Linked DNA regions of Mus musculus: region 1 is linked to region 2. The links are chromatin loops, found by intact Hi-C in ENCODE. Cell type or tissue: heart. All regions are shown on one strand.

Region 1 (8,000 bases), 56 kb after region 2:
GGACTTAAAGACCTGCGAAAGCCCACACATACACAAGAGGAATACAATGCCTGTACTGGAAACCTAGCCAACTACCCAGCACTCATGAGGTCATGTATCTTAGAGGAATACCTATAACTACCACTTTAATAAGCCAGAATAATCACTAACAGTGTTCTAAATATTTATCGTTATATCTTCACATAAATGTATTCCTTACAACTCACTAAAGAAACATGTCTTTGTGACAGCTGAAGATAATTACATAAAATCACAACTAATCAAAATATAGATTTGTGGACTCCATTCAGTAATCTGCAAATCACCTCACAGACCTCAGGCTCAGAGAACATTGCAGAAGAGGGGGTAGAAAGAAATCCTAAGAGACAGGGCATAAAGGAGTTTTTCATGACACTGTGTCTTCTAAAATGATAGAAGCTACACCCATAAAGTCTCACCAACATGACTAACAAAGCATTAGCTGAAACAGAACAACAATAATAGACATTTTAAAGTAGACAGGGGAAAGCTCCTGAATCCTCCCATACCCTACAGAAACATCTCCAGGCATCCTTCAGAGGAGAAGTAGCCTTTCCCAGGGAGAGCACACTAACTGGTTCTCTGATACCAAATGGCTAGTCCGTACATACATACATACTTATGTACATACATACATACATACATACATACATACTTACGTACATACTTACGTACATACATGTAACACTATACAGAATGAGAAGGCTGTAGATGTCTTTCAGAGTCTGGGAGAATTCCGCCCCGTATCCATCTGGCCCTGGACTTTTCTCAGTTGGAAGGTCTTTTATTAATATTTTGATTTCCTCGTTTGTTATGGGTCTGTTTAGGTTGTTGACTATCAATTGGTTTAATTTTGATGATCTAGCTGAATATAGAAATTCACTCATTTCTTTTAAGTTTTCCAAATTAATGGAGTACGGGTTTTTAAAGTTTTCACTCACATAGTACTTTGAATTTCTTTGGTGTCTGTGATAGTGTTTTTCTGTTCATTTTTTATTCTGTTAATTTGGATTCCCTCTTTCTTTCTTTAGATTAGTTGAGCCAAGAGTTGCTCAATCACTTTTATTTTCTTGAAGAACCAGATCTTCAAATCACTAATTTTTTGTAATTTTTTTTATTTGTTTTAACTCACTGATTTATGCTATGATTTTTATTGTGTCAGGCCATTCACTGGGTTTGATTTGGTGTGTTCTTGTTTTTCCATATTTTTGTACTGTATCATTTTGGGGAACTCTTCTAAGTTTGCTGGTACTTTCTTTTTAACTTTTTTTCAAGATTGTATTTCTTAGAACAGTTTTAAGTTCAAATTGAGTCATTGAGCATAAGGTACAGAGTTCCCAAATATTCCTGTCCCAGAAGGGCATGGCCTCTCATTATCATCATCCCAGTGCTACATGATGTACTTAGTGATTATATCTGAACTCATCATCTTCTCAAATCTATATTTATATTAGGCCTACTCAGCATTGCACAGTCTATAGATTTATGTTTTTTTTTTACTTTTAGTTTTCTTATTATTAGTTCTTTTAGTTTTGAGATTATAATATAATTGCATCATATCCTTCTTTCTTTCCTCACCTAAAACACTCTCATGTACCACTACTAGTTCTAAATATATAAATACAACCTTCTTAAAATATTTTTAAAAATAAAAACAGAAGAGGCATTCTCTATCTCCTTCTACAAAGCCAATGAAACTCTAATGTCAAAACTAGAGAAAAACACAACAATAAAGACAACAACAACAAAAAATAAAACTATAGGCCAATATCCCTAATAAAACGTAGATTCAAATATTCTCAATAAGATACTTGCAAACAGAATATGGACATACATCGAAAAGATTATCTATTATGACCAAGGTGGCTTTGCTTCTAAACTACAGGGATGGTTCAACATACCCAAGCTAGTAAATGTAATAAGAAAGGGACTTAAAGGCAAAAATCATATGATCATCTCGTTAGGTGCAGAAAAAAGCCTGTTGACAAAATCCAATGTGCTTTGGTGATAAGAGTCCTAGAAAATTTAAGGCTATTGGAAACACGCCCAACACAATAAAAATGATGCGAGAAACCCACAGTTAACACCATCTAAGTAGAGAAAAACTTGAAGCAGTCCCACTGAAGTCAGGACCAAGGCAGGCATGAACACTATCCACACTCCTTTACAGTAGAGTGCTTCAAGTACGAGCTGGAGCTGTTAGTAAGGGAAAGATGATAAAGGGATGCCATTAGGGAAAGAAAAGGCCAAACTATTCCTATTTACACAAAATAAAATCCAAAGTCTACTTCAAAGGCCCCATGTATGCAGCTCATCTATGCATTCCAGTTTGCTCTGCGCAGCGATCCTTCCTCCTCTCTGCTTTTCCAGGTTCACCTCATCCCCCCACAGGCCTCTAAATCGGCCTTTTGTTCAAGGCTACTCAGATGTCAGCTGACACAGATGTTGCCACCCTGTGTTCATTTATTGACCCTTTTGGTACTCCTGGTACAATGAGAGGTACCAGTAAGCTGAGACCATTCCTCTCCTTGGCTGTCCTATCTCTACTGCTTACAATAATGTATACTTCAGAGGAGGTCCTCAATACTATTGTTAGAAGTGAATTGTTAACTACAGTTTGTGCAACCCTAATATGAGAATCTGGCCAAACTGCTCCAGAATTGAAGACTTTTAAAGTGGCAACTTGATAACACAAGTGGAAAATTCCACACCATGATTTTTTTTTCAGATACAAAATCACTTAAAATGTAAAAAGTTGCAAATAAGGGTTCTACGACAAATTTTGTGTTTATGATTGTGATCCATTCCGAAATGAGGTAAATATCTCAGTATGCATATGCAAGTAAGATTCTGAAATCCAAGATATTTCTTTTCCCAAGCATTTCAGATAAATGATATACAACTTCTATTAGAAGAAATTTAAAATACCTGTCCATCATTTCTTCACTAGTTAGTAAAATATTTGGCATTTGCAAAATACTGAAGGTTAATGTGGGCATTGTCTGAATTTCCCATTTACGTTATTTGACATATTTTTATCACAAATGCTAATTTTATCTTGTATGCATAGCTTCTCATTTTATGTATGTGTATGCGCAGGTGTTTTGTGTGTGTGTTGGAACGTCGTGTGTCTGTGTTTGTGGGATGTATGTGTGCATGTGCAGGGCGGTCATGTGTGTGTATGTGTGTGTGTGTGTGTGTGTGTGTGTGTGTGTGTGTGTGTGTGTGTATGTTGTGGTTTGTGTGTATATGTATAAGTGTTGTGGTGTGTGTGTTTGTGAATGTGTGTTGTGGTGTGTGTGTGTGTGTGTGTGTGTGTGTATGTACATGCACACACATGTGTGTCATATATGTACATGGGTGTTCTTGTAGAAGCTAGAGGAAGACTTTGGTGTCCTGCTCAACATTGCATTAACCCCTCGAGACAACATCACTAACTGAACTCAGGCTCTTTATTTCAACTAGCCTCACTGGGTAGTAGTTCCCCTCTCTTTGCCTTCTATAGCATCATATTAGTAGTTACAAGCTTGGGTATCAGTGCTTAGCTTCTACTTAGATAACTCAGGTCTTTATACCTACATACCAAGTACCCTTACCTTCCCCCCCCTACCCCCCGCCACACACACACACACACACACACACACACACACACACACACACACACACACCAGAGTTATCACCTAAGCCTTGCACAATTCTTGATTTAGTATCTGGTTTTTATGTTACTGTGTTTTTAAATACATATTTTCCATAAGAAATGTGTGGGGGGGTTGTTTGTGTTTTTTGTTTGTTTTGTTTTGTTTTTTGATAATGACTTATTTTGCTCATCTAATTTTTGTTACATGTAGAGAATAATAAGGTTGAGCAAGTATCTGCTTGGTGGAGTGACTCATTAGCAAGGTTCTCTTAAGATAAATGGTGCAAATGTCTATTTCTAACTGGTGACAGTGACAATCTCCATCCCCTCACCAGAACCCCTCCCCTTTGTGGTAATGATAACAGTTCAGCCCATGACCCTATCTCTAGACTTAGCTTTATGTAACCATTTCAACAAAGACTGAGAGCCTCCAGTTGTCAGCCCGGGACTGAGTTGATCACATGACCTTGTAGGGACAGTTCTAAATTTGTACCTCACTTTGCATTGCTGAACTGTTATAATATGCATGGCATTTAGAAACAAAGTCTGGATGCCACTAGGAATTGCCTGTGTTGGGCTTGGATGCAATAAAACTTTTGTAGCATTAGAACCTTCATTATAAAAACAGATTGTCAGGACCTGGAGAGATGGCTCAATCAGTACACTGCCTGCTCTGCAAGCAGGGGGCCATGAACTCAGTCATTAGAACCTATGTAAAAAGGCAGGGCATAGTAGCCTGTACTTGAGCCTCAGTGCTGGGGAGATAGAAATAGGACAATTGGTGCTGCCTGAGTAGCTGGCATAGCCTGCTTATTGAGTGTCAGTCAAGTGAGAGACAGAACCTCATATAAAGGATGCTACTTAGTTTATAACACTTAAGGTTGTCCCCTGGCCTTCATGGTCACAATCACATATGCATAGATGTACACACAGAGGAATATGCAGAAAATAAAATCATTTCCAGAAAAATGTAATAGGCCATTAAAATTTGTAAGTAAGAGGTTTAGTGTCTGATGTTTGGGAGGGAAATCATACCTAAGGTAAAGAGAAACAGAATCAGAAAGCAAAGTGAATGGTGGTTTTGCAGCCTGGAAATCTTCCACTGAGTCTGCTGGTACTATGGGGATATCATGGTCTTTCAATGATGTTCTAAACTGAGACTAAACATAAGACGCATCCACTAATGATCAGATGTCAGCTTCTCCCAGGAGGGAGCACAGCCCTGGACAGTAGCAAAAAATGTCTATTGTCAGAAAGCAGCTGGTAGAGTAAGAGCAGGTCAGACCTTACAGAGGTCTGAATAGTGGGCTTCCGCATATGACACATGGCGTTCATGGGCTTTAGCTAATTTTCAAAAGAGATCATGCATGTAGACAATATCTAGCCTAGTCCTTAGCACTTAGCACTCAATGAGTAGTTATCATATGCATGAATGAATGAACCAATGAATCACTGTTGAAGGTTTTTCTGATATCTGAACTCATATCTTGTTAGTACTTACAATTTCCTATGTTCCTATTGTCAGGTCTTTAAAAAGATCTTCCAGATCTCCTGTACAAGGCTTCTTTCTATTTCACAAGTCAATCCGTTCCCTCAACTTTGGCTGTCAGCCTATACTTCTAAGTCAACCAATAGTCCTACCAAGCTTTGATGCCTGTGCACCATAACAATTACTAGCATGGCAATATATCACTGTATGTGCAATACTTATATCTTGGTGGTAGCTTTCTATCTGGACCTAAGGCCCACTTAACAGAAGGGAATTGGTGATTGGTACTATAAACCTAGTGAACTAGTTGGGGCTAGTGAGGTCATGTATCATAAGAGAGAATGTACTGCTTTCACATTACTAAAGTAGTATAATTGAACATGTTGCTGCCATGTTACTAAACTAGCATAATTCCTAAGAACACAATAAATAATTATACCCATACCCAGAACTAAGTGAATCTCTCATCCCTCATCAAAGAAGCTTCTATTTGCAGCATACAGAGACCATTGCAAAAAGCCACAACTGATCCAAGAATAGAGAATAGCTGATTTGTGGGGTGGCCAGTTTTACTTAAAACATCTGCAACTCAACCTATATACCTAAGGCTCAGGAAACATTGTGAAAGGATGGGTAGAAAGATTTTAAGAACCAGAGGACAAGAAATTCTGCTGTGAAATTGACTCTTAGGAAAGACAGTCTCAGTGTATTTTTTTAATTAGATATTTTCTTTATTTACATTTCAAATGCTATCCCGAAAGTTCCCTATACCCTCGCCCTGCCCTGTTCCCTTACCTACACACTCCCACGTCTTGGCCCTGGTGTTCCCCTGTACTGGGGCATATAAGTTTGCAAGACCTAGGAGCCTCTCTTCCCAATGATGGCTGACTGGGCCATCTTCTGCTACATATGCAGCTAGAGACACGAGCTCTGGGGGTACTGGTTAGTTCATATTGTTGTTCCACCTATAGGGTTGCAGACCCCTTCAGCTCCTTGGGTACTTTCTTTAGCTCCTCCATTGGGTACCCTGTGTTCCAACGTATAGATGACTGTGAGCATCCACTTCTGTATTTGCCAGACACTGGCATAACCTCACATGAGACAGCTATATCAGGATCCCTTCAGCAAGAAGTGGGAGTGGGTGGGGGAGCATGTGGGGTACTTTTGGGATAGCAATGGAAATGTAAATGAAATAAATACCTAATTAAAAATTCAGGTGACAGCAGATGCTGGCAAGGATGTGGAGAAAGAGGAACATTCCTCCATTGCAGGTGGGATTGCAAGCTTGTACAACCACTCTTGAAATCAGTCTGGTGGTTCCTCAGAAAATTGGACATAGTACTACCGGAGGATCCATCAATACCTCTCCTGGGCATATACTCAGAAGATGTTCCAACTGGTAATAAGGACACATGCTCCACTATCTTCATAGCAGCCTTATTTATAATAGCCATGAGCTGGAAAGAACCCAGATGCCCCTCAACAAAGGAATGGATACAGAAAATGTGGTACATTTACACAATGGAATACTACTCAGCTATTAAAAACAATGAATTCATGAAATTCTTCTTGAGTGAGGTAATCCAATCACAAAAGAACATACACAGTATACACTCACTGATAAGTGGATATTAGCCCAGAAACTCAGAATACCCAAGATATAATTTACAGACCACATGAAGCTCAAGAAGAAGGAAGACCAAAGTATGGGTACTTTGGTCCTTTTAGAAGGGGAAACAAAATACCAATGGGAGGAGATACTGAGATAAAGTATGGAGCATAGACTGATGGAAAGACCATCCAGAGACTGTCCCACCTGGGGATCCATCCCTATACAGTCACCAAACCCAGACACTATTGTGGAGGCCAATAAGTGCTTGCTGAGAGGAACCTGATATAGCTGTTTCCTGAGAGGCTCTGCCAGTGCCTGAAAAATACAGAGGTGGATGCTCTCAGCCATCCATTGGATTGAGCACAAGGTCCCTAGTGGAGGAGGTAGAGAAAAGACTGAGGGAGCTCAAGGAGCTTGTAGCCCCATAGGAGGAACAACAATATAAACCAATCAGAACTCCCAGAGCTCCCAGGGACTAAACTACCAAAGAGTACACATGGAAGGATTCAAGGCTCCAGCCGCATAGCCAGCAGAAGATGGCCTTGTTGGTTATCAATGGGAGGAGAGGCCCCCAGTATAGGGGAATGCCAGGACAGGGAATCAGGAGTGGGTGGGTTGGTGAGCAGGGGGAGGGGGGATGGAATAGGAGGTTTTCAGAGGGGAAACTAGAAAAGGGAATAACATTTGAAATGCAAATAAAGAAAATATATAATAATAATAATAATAATAATAATAATAATAATAATAATAAAAGAATGGCAGTCTCCTACCTCAACACTATAGCATCCTAAGCAAGAACATATACACCACCAATAGACTTGCTCGCATGGAAAAAAATTGTCACAGGGTCTCATCCCTAGGTGGAAAAAAAAACTACAAGCAACTAACGACTGCCAAGAGAGGGAGAAATAGTTTTCCCTGGGCATGATCCCTGTAAATGATTATCTAGTACTGTATTTATCCCTGGAATCATATGTACACATATACAACACTAAATGGACTAACCAAGTTGCATTTATATATTCATGTGCATATATGGGTATGTGAATACAAATATGTATATACAAAAATATTAACATCTATACATTTATGTGTATATATGTGTAAATACATGTGAACATTACACACACACACACACACACACATATATATATATATATATATATATATATATACATATACACACACACACACACACACACACACACACACTGTTTTACACACACACACACGTGTGTGTGTGT
Region 2 (8,000 bases):
AGACTGGAGACACACCTCCATTCTTTTGTCTCTGACTCAGTCTGAGACAAGGCTCAATACGTAGAGCCAGAATGCCTTTTGCTGGGTTTTCAAGAACATGTAGACAGAAGCCATCTGGTTGGCCATTTGTGCCTAGCTGGTAATTACGTATCTTTCTTGTAGAGAATTTCCAGAGTTCCTCTGAAGGAAATTGGGTTGGATAGAGAAACAGAAAGGTATTCCTGAGAGAAACTGTCCTGGCACGTGGGCATTTCGGGGGAAGAGGGAAACACCTGTCTGGGGAAAGAGATTATGTCTTATCAGAGAGATAATGGCTTGAGAGTCACGTGGTCACTGTTCACCTCCCAGGACTGTGAAGTTCAGAGTTTATAAACCCTTGATGCCTGCAATATTTGTTGGTTCAGTTCTCTCCACCTTACAGCCTTCTCTGTCTTTTTAGGAACTCTGCATATATAGAAAGTCCCTGGCAGAATGGAAGGACCATTGCATAAATGAGTTCTTCAGAGACAAAATGAACAGTCAGTGTAGCTGAAGACAGAAAGATACCGGGGAGGCATCACTGTGTAGACTTCAGGAAATGGAATTTGAAATCTGACAAGAAAGGATTATTTTCCACTTGGATGACATTTGAGTTCCTTTCTCACTTACAAAATAGGACAATTAATAGCAGCAAGTCTGCTCTTTTACAGCACTATTGGCGCGATACCATGGGATGGTGGCTAGGAAACTGTTTTGTAACCATAACAAACTGGACACTAGTTAACAAATATCACTCTGCCATGAAGGTGAGTAATGTTCTGAATAACAGGGGGCTTTGTACCTGATACCCATTGTTACCCTTACTGGTAACATTAAATTATGGATGGATGCTACTAACAAAATATCAATTGGTAAAAGCAATTTTTGTCAACAATTTAAAAAAATTTTTTGGTATCTTAACCTATTTGGTTTAATACATGGCCCAAGATAAACAACTTTTCTATTTGAATTTTCACAAATTCTTGGATATGTTAACGTAAGTGTGGGCTATACCTACCCAGAGTAACATGAATCAAGTTTCATATCATTTGTAATAGATTTACTGTAAAAATTGCAGTTTCTTTAAATTGTATTTGATCTTCACAACATTCCCTTAATGGGGAACCAGGAAGAAAATATTTTAAACATTCAAGAAACACTTCTTTTATACGCCCCAGTATGGGGGAATGCCAGGGCCAGGAAGTGGGAGTGGGTAGGTTGGGGAGCATGGGGAGGGGGAAGGTGATAGGGGGTTTTGGAGGAGAAACTAGGAAAGGGAATAACATTTGAGATGTAAATAAAGAAAATATATACTAAAAAATAAAATAAAACATGACCATTTCAACTAAAATTATAAAACTTGAAATTGAATTATCTTCTTTGATTTGATGAAAATTATAAATTCACTCTATTTGTTTTGAAAATTATGATAGTTATAAATAAAAATAAGGGTGTATGAAAAAGTCATAATTTACTACTGTTTACCTAAAATGTCTTTAATATTATATAAATTGACGCGTAGATGTACAAATAAAATTTAACTGGAATTTTCCTCTCTGAGGTGTCAAGGTACCCCCCCCCCCCCAGGAAACATAGACTACCAAACAAAACCTCCAATAACAGGCATGAGAAGTCCTCTTAAAAAAAGAAAGAAAGAAATCACCTCTCAGTGGAGGAATTAGGGGATTTAGAAGGTAGAATTATTGGAACATCTGTCTCAATCCTTGGCCTCCTTAGGTATTGTGGACAGAATCTACAACCTTCCACCCAGCCTGGGCTATAACCGGAAGGTGGTCTATTGGATTAACAATGTGAGTTTATGTATTCCTTTCTAAAGTATCTAGCTATAAAAAACAAACCAAAACCAAATCTATGACAAGAAAGCTTTTTTTATATATATAACTAGGTCACAAATTCTAATGCTATGCTGCTATGCTTTCTGTCACATGGATTAAAAGGCCTGGAGTACCAAGGGCTATGGAGAAAGAACACTGTGCAAGTGTAGAGAAGAGAGGGAGAGCCACAAGTGAACCTCATGTTCCGCTTGGCTTCGGAGTCCCTTATTTTTCTAGAGTGGATTTCCTAAGACATCATTATACCTATAGCACATGCATAGATATGTTTTGGGGTTTTTTTGTTTGTTTGTTTTTTTCTGTATTTCTTATCAAATACAAAGGATTTTTATACTTTATTGTTATTTTACAAGCTTTTCTTAGAGCAAATGTCTTTCTTTTATAAACAGGAAAAAAAAAAGTCCAAAAAGTATCATTTGCATTGGAAATGAATAGAAAGAAAGATGGAGGACTCTACCCCAGCTGCTTTCCAGTCATTTGAGAGTCGGTTTTTATACCATGTTTAAGAAAACACCTCTGGAGCTGGAGAAATGGCTCAAAGGTTAAGAACACTTGCTGATCTTGCAGAGTTCCCAGGTTCAGTTCCTAACATCCGCACTGAGCATCTAATGGCTCATAACTGGCCATGAGTCCGATTCCAGGGCGTCTGGTGCCCTCTTCTAGCTTCCAAAGGCTTTGCACACACACACATGCTGCATATACGGGCAAGATACAGAATTTTAACTCAGATTTTTTTGAGAACCAAAATTAAGAACACATATACCCAAATCCAAAACAAAGGACAAACACTCTTATGCCTAAGATTTCTAGGGAAGGAAACAGGGTACACTGCCAAATATTAGCTACTTGGCTGGCTAATCTCTGAACCCAAGTGAACATGAGAAATATTAATGATGTATTAATATGAGGCTACAGATTACTGATTTCCACTCACATTTTTCTTGTACTGAGTTTTGTATCAGTCATCAGCTTGATTTAAAAACAGAAAACAAAACCAAAACCCAACTCTTTGCAAAGAGAGCAACAGCATTGATTTCCATGGCTCGCTTTCCACTTTTGGTTCAAACAAACACATTCTTCAGTGCTCCACAAACATGGTTCCACGTCAGTGAAATGACAGTAAAATTGAACCAAAGTGTGAAGTACTTAGGTCTTCTCTTTTGTCATCAAATTAAATTTGTGAATCTCAGGAGAAATCCCAGGTTACTGGAAATATTGAGTTCCTTTCATATATTCTTGTGGTTTTTTTTCCAATATACTGAAGTTTTTTGTTTGTTTGTTTTTAAAATGCTCTTTTTAAAGGCAAAATGAATATACATGTAGAGAAATTAAGATTCAGGCTAGGGCCTCTTTGAGCTTCTCCCCATCGGCAGGTGAGGCGATTCTACAGCTTAGGGGAATTCCTGTAGAATTTTGACTCAGTTTTAATTGTGAAAGACATCATTCTTAGGTGTTTTGTTATAAGTAAGCATGAATATGGTGTGAGACGCTGGTCGATTTTTTTTTATTCCCTCTATCAACAGGAACACATGGTGGTTGAAATGATAGAGTTAACAGCTATAGGTTATTTTGCTACAGTTGAGAGAATTAAGCTTATTTATCATGGGCTCCGGCCAAGAATGTGACTCTAGGCTGAGTATATAATTAGACACAGTCCTTTTTCAAGTGCAGAAACCTGGAGGAAAAAAAACCCACATGCTTTTCAAACACATTTTTTATTCTAAATAAAGAGATCTAATTTAGATTGTAAGTGGGAGATTCGCAAATATCTATACCTCCCAGCTCTGTCAAAATTAACTTATCAAGAGTGATATTCCTGTTTGGCAAATCCAAGAGGGACTGCAGCAACCTAAGACATCCAGATTTCAATCTTGGAAATTTGATTTAGAAAGTCAGTTACCAGCCTGGTTTCAAATTATCATGGTTTCCATTTGTTACTTAAAAAATTTTTTTTTTTCTAACTCCTGCTCACGCGTCTCTCTCTTTGCTGTTTTTAATTTCTATTTTGGTGTTGTGGTTCCTTCTGCCTTGTGCATAATGACAGTCTCTTTCACCAAACGAGTCACCAAGACCTACATATACAGTAGAAATGTAAAAGGCAAAGTACCTTCCAAATGGCCTTTTGCTCACATGGGGACAACTATTTTTTTCTCCCCTAGAGGTATGGTGGTCTGAGAGGGACATGTCTTCTAAGTCTGCAGTTACAGAGTATCAAAGCCTTCCACACTGCAAGCTGCACCCCTGATTTTCTCTCCCTTATGGGCACATGCACACAGCTCCTGGATGTCCTGCACAGTGACAGCGTGTGAATCCCAGAACTGACAGCTGTTGATGCAGGCAAAGTTCAGACTTGTTCCCCTCTCACTGGAGAGCCGAGACCAGAACAGTGAAGGAAAGAACAGTTTATCTAGTTCAGGAGAGGGCTGGGCCTGAACCCAGGCCTCTTGGCTCCCTGCCAAAATTCCTTCTCTTTTATTTTGCCTTGGCAGGCTGTAATCAATTTTTTTTCTTTTAAGGTTCTCTCTTCTATTTTAAAACTTAATTCTGCAAAAAGCAACACATTCTCAGGAATTTATAGCTTTGTGTCATTATTAAGCAATCAATATCACCCTTGGAAAGAAATTCAATAAAATGTTCTGTCAAGGGGTCTCAGCTATTCTTGTTGGGTTTCTCAAGGCCCCCAAATATTCTGGCTTATTATTATATTTTATTATTAATTTATTAATGCTTACTAATATACTTTATACTAGTCAGTCAACTCTGACCAACTAGACAGGCAAGAGGACAAGAAGATGGAGGCAGAGGAATTATTGATGTTACAAAGGACCTGAGAGCATGAGGGGGTCTTATGATCTAGGCAACATGCTTCTCATTTTCTAGAAGAGAAAATTGAAGTGGGAGACACAAGTAATTTTCCCAAGGATCTACTTGCATGACAGAGGTAAAACAACTTGAGTCACTTTGACCCCAAATGTCATTATCTTGAAGCAAATATTTGCAAACCAAGTAAAATGACAGGGAATGGGGGATCTTTAGAAAGATCTAAGACATTATTCATAAATGCTACTTTTTAAGTCACTAACATAAAAAAAAGTCTGTACTATTCCTCCGACTTTTGAGCCATTTCCTCCACAGATGAAGGCCAAGTGTTTAAAAGACTCATTCAGTCATGCTAATAATAAATAAAGCAGTGTGATTTAAACTTGTGGGTGGTCTTTCTATCAGATACTCATACTTTTTTCTCCATCATAGAGACATGTACACAGGCATGGACACCCTAGAAAAACATAAATTATTCTGGAAGCTCTTCTCTTGGTGCTAGGGTGACTTTTGACTGGCTTCAGAGGGTGGCCGTCATCATGATCAGGTTCATTTGTCATACACAGATTACCCATCACAAAAGGCCATGCACTGAACTTCAAATAGCAGCTATGCACCACTGATCATTCCTTTTACAAAACCCATTTTAGATAACATTTTATAAGATCCATAACAAGTGGATAATATGCACTCCTAGAGACAAGAGCACATCAAACTGTTTTCAGCAATTTTTTAAATTCATAGCTAATACTGAACATTTAAAAATTATGAGTGGTAATAATTCAAGTTATGTTGAGCTCAACAGTTGATGAAATATTTTCACATACATAATTTTTAGTGAATGCTATAAGCATCCGTAAATTAAATTTCAAACATTTAGTAAATGTGAGTCTATGATTTTATTTGGGATATGTCCTAGAAATACAAAAATATAAATAAAAAATGTTCTTTTCCCTATAAACATAAAAAACATGATATATAAAAATATTACATAAATATATTAAAATATTAAACTCAGAAGTTAGAATATACTTGCCCACTTAGTATATCTGAGTTCACTTTCATCTAGAGTTGACTTCAGAAATTTTTGATGCCAAAATTTCCCCTTGTCTCTCTATAGAAGACTGTAAATTTAATATAGAAGATTTTCTAAAAGAAAACATCATGGGAGTAAGGATTCAGAGGGAAATACTCATGGATATATTTTAATTAGTTATTTCTATTAGCTTATTAGCTTTCAGCAATAATGTTTATAACTTTAACATTAATTTTTAATTAATTTTACTTTATGTATATGAAGGTTTTGTTTGCATGTATGTATGCACACCACACTGCATCTGTAGCTGGTGCCTATAGAGACCAGAAAAGGGAGGTCAGAAACCCTGGAACTGGCATGAAGTATGGTGTGAACCACTGTGTGAGGGCTGGAAACTGAACTCAAGTCCCCAGCAAGAGCAACAAGGGCTCTTAACTCTTAAATCAACTAAGCCCCCAGGTTGGAACTTTTAAGGAAATGTAGACCCTTCTAACTTTTATGACTCTCAGCAAAATCTTTTACATCCCTACTAACAAAAGAAAAGTTATTATTAGAGATGGATAAAGAGAACCAGAACCTAAGCTATCATGTCTACATAGTCATCTCTGCAGGCTCTAGGGCACAACGGCTAAGTGCATTCTGGGTCTCGCAGATGAGAAGATGAACACTCTTGAGGGACAAATGTCCAAAAAGCCGCTTAAAGCTTTGGAATAAGAAGGAATGACCAAGAATCGAATAATATCTTCATAAAGGACTTCATGAAGAACAGAGGTGATTGCGCCAGCTGTTTTTGGCCACTAAAGACAGAAGAAAATAAGTTTGAATTGCAGCTCCTAAGTATTTAGGTTATCAATGCAAAATGATTTCTGATAGGTGAGATGGTTGGTTTTTTAACCAAATACCCAGGGAGGTTGTGAGATCTCCTTTGAAAAAGAGGGGATTGTGGAAAGTGGGGAGTCTTAATCACTTCTCAGGGTTCAAATGGGACGTGGCCCTAGGCAGGAAGATGGACTAGATGGCTACCCATTCTCCTATGGGTCTCGTGACTCTATCAGTATGATGGGCTTAGCTGCTGAAAAGACCTTCATGTGTACCTCGAGTCTTCTTTCACCTGTACAGAGATTCCTATAATCATTCTAAGGAGAGAGTAACTACAGTCTTTAGCTCACTAAATGAAGTAGTTATGGGCTTCCTTTTTCTTGGTAGCAAATTGAAGCACAACAGAGACACATGCAGGGATGTGGCAAAGTGAGCTGAAGATATTTTTTTCCATGTAGTTCACTGGGCTAACAGCTAAGAAATGGGCTCCAGAAGGGCGGGAGATTAGGATCCCCCAGCTTCAGAACTTCAAAGTTGAGATGGAATTCATGGCCTTTGACTCCCTGTACAGTCACTATTTCATAAAACGTATTTTTCTCTGCTCAAGACCAAAATCAGACTTTAAAAAAAAAAAAAAAAGAGTATGTTTCAAGATATATCCAGGTGTTGAAGAGGTTAGAGAAACCACCAAATTCCTTATAGAAACCTTTGGCTCTCTTCATACTATGATGATAAATCAGATAGCTTCCCACACTGACAGATGTGTACAACAGTCATCCTATTTCTGAGACCATTGCCTCAGAGCTCTTAGCACAGATAAAGTCTGTACTGGCTAGTTTTGTGTCAACTTGACACAGCTGGAGTTATCATCACAGAGAAAGGAGCTTCAGTTGAGGAAATGCCTCCATGAGATCCAATTGTAAGGCATTTTCTCAATTAGTGATTAAGGGGGAAAGGCCCCTTGTGGGTGGGACCATCTCTGGGCTGGTAGTCTTGGGTTCTATAAGAGAGCAGGCTGAGCAAGCCAGGGGAAGCAAGCCAGTAAAGAACATCCCTCCATGGCCTCTGCATCAGCTCCTGCTTCCTGCTTCCTGCTTCCTGCTTCCTGACCTGTTTGAGTTCCAGTCCTGACTTCCCTTGGCAATAAACAGCAGTATGGTAGTGTAAGCTGAATAAACCCTTTCCTACCCAACTTGCTTCTTGGTCATGATGTTTGTGCAGGAATAGAAACCCTGACTAAGACAAAGTCCATAATTCATAATGTGTTAACTAGCCATTATCCATATAAGTAAGCTTTAGAGACAGAAAATACTTGACTAACATCAACTTTCTCAATTCTTTTTTAAAGATCTGAGAGACTTTAGACAAGTAACTTAACCATTTGTTCCTTCCTCTATAAATTGATGTTTGAACCAGGTTCAGTGAGTTATTGTTATAGGGCACACACAAGCATG

Evidence for each region. Hi-C counts contacts between places; a loop is a spot of excess contacts. Peaks named below come from ENCODE experiments on the same cell type or tissue, not always from the same donor. Only the 100,000 strongest peaks of a DNase experiment are listed, where the experiment ranks them.
Region 1: a loop joins it to region 2, with 2.7 times the contacts of the local background. A loop is called at or near these places in 2 of 42 quality-filtered maps.

Annotation. Positions count from the first base shown.
Region 1 is chr4:102,379,382-102,387,381 of GRCm38, reverse strand. The region is part of intron 1 of Pde4b (phosphodiesterase 4B, cAMP specific); the gene reads right to left. Among named protein-coding and RNA genes, the nearest start is that of Gm52669, 36 kb to the right of the region's middle. In heart, no CTCF peak of the experiment used is centred here; no DNase peak of the experiment used is centred here; H3K4me3 peaks cover 318 bases; H3K27ac peaks cover 3,089 bases.
Region 2 is chr4:102,435,817-102,443,816 of GRCm38, reverse strand. All of the region lies in intron 1 of Pde4b (phosphodiesterase 4B, cAMP specific), which reads right to left. Among named protein-coding and RNA genes, the nearest start is that of Gm52668, 76 kb to the left of the region's middle. In heart, no CTCF peak of the experiment used is centred here; a DNase peak (open chromatin) is centred at 4,216; H3K27ac peaks cover 811 bases.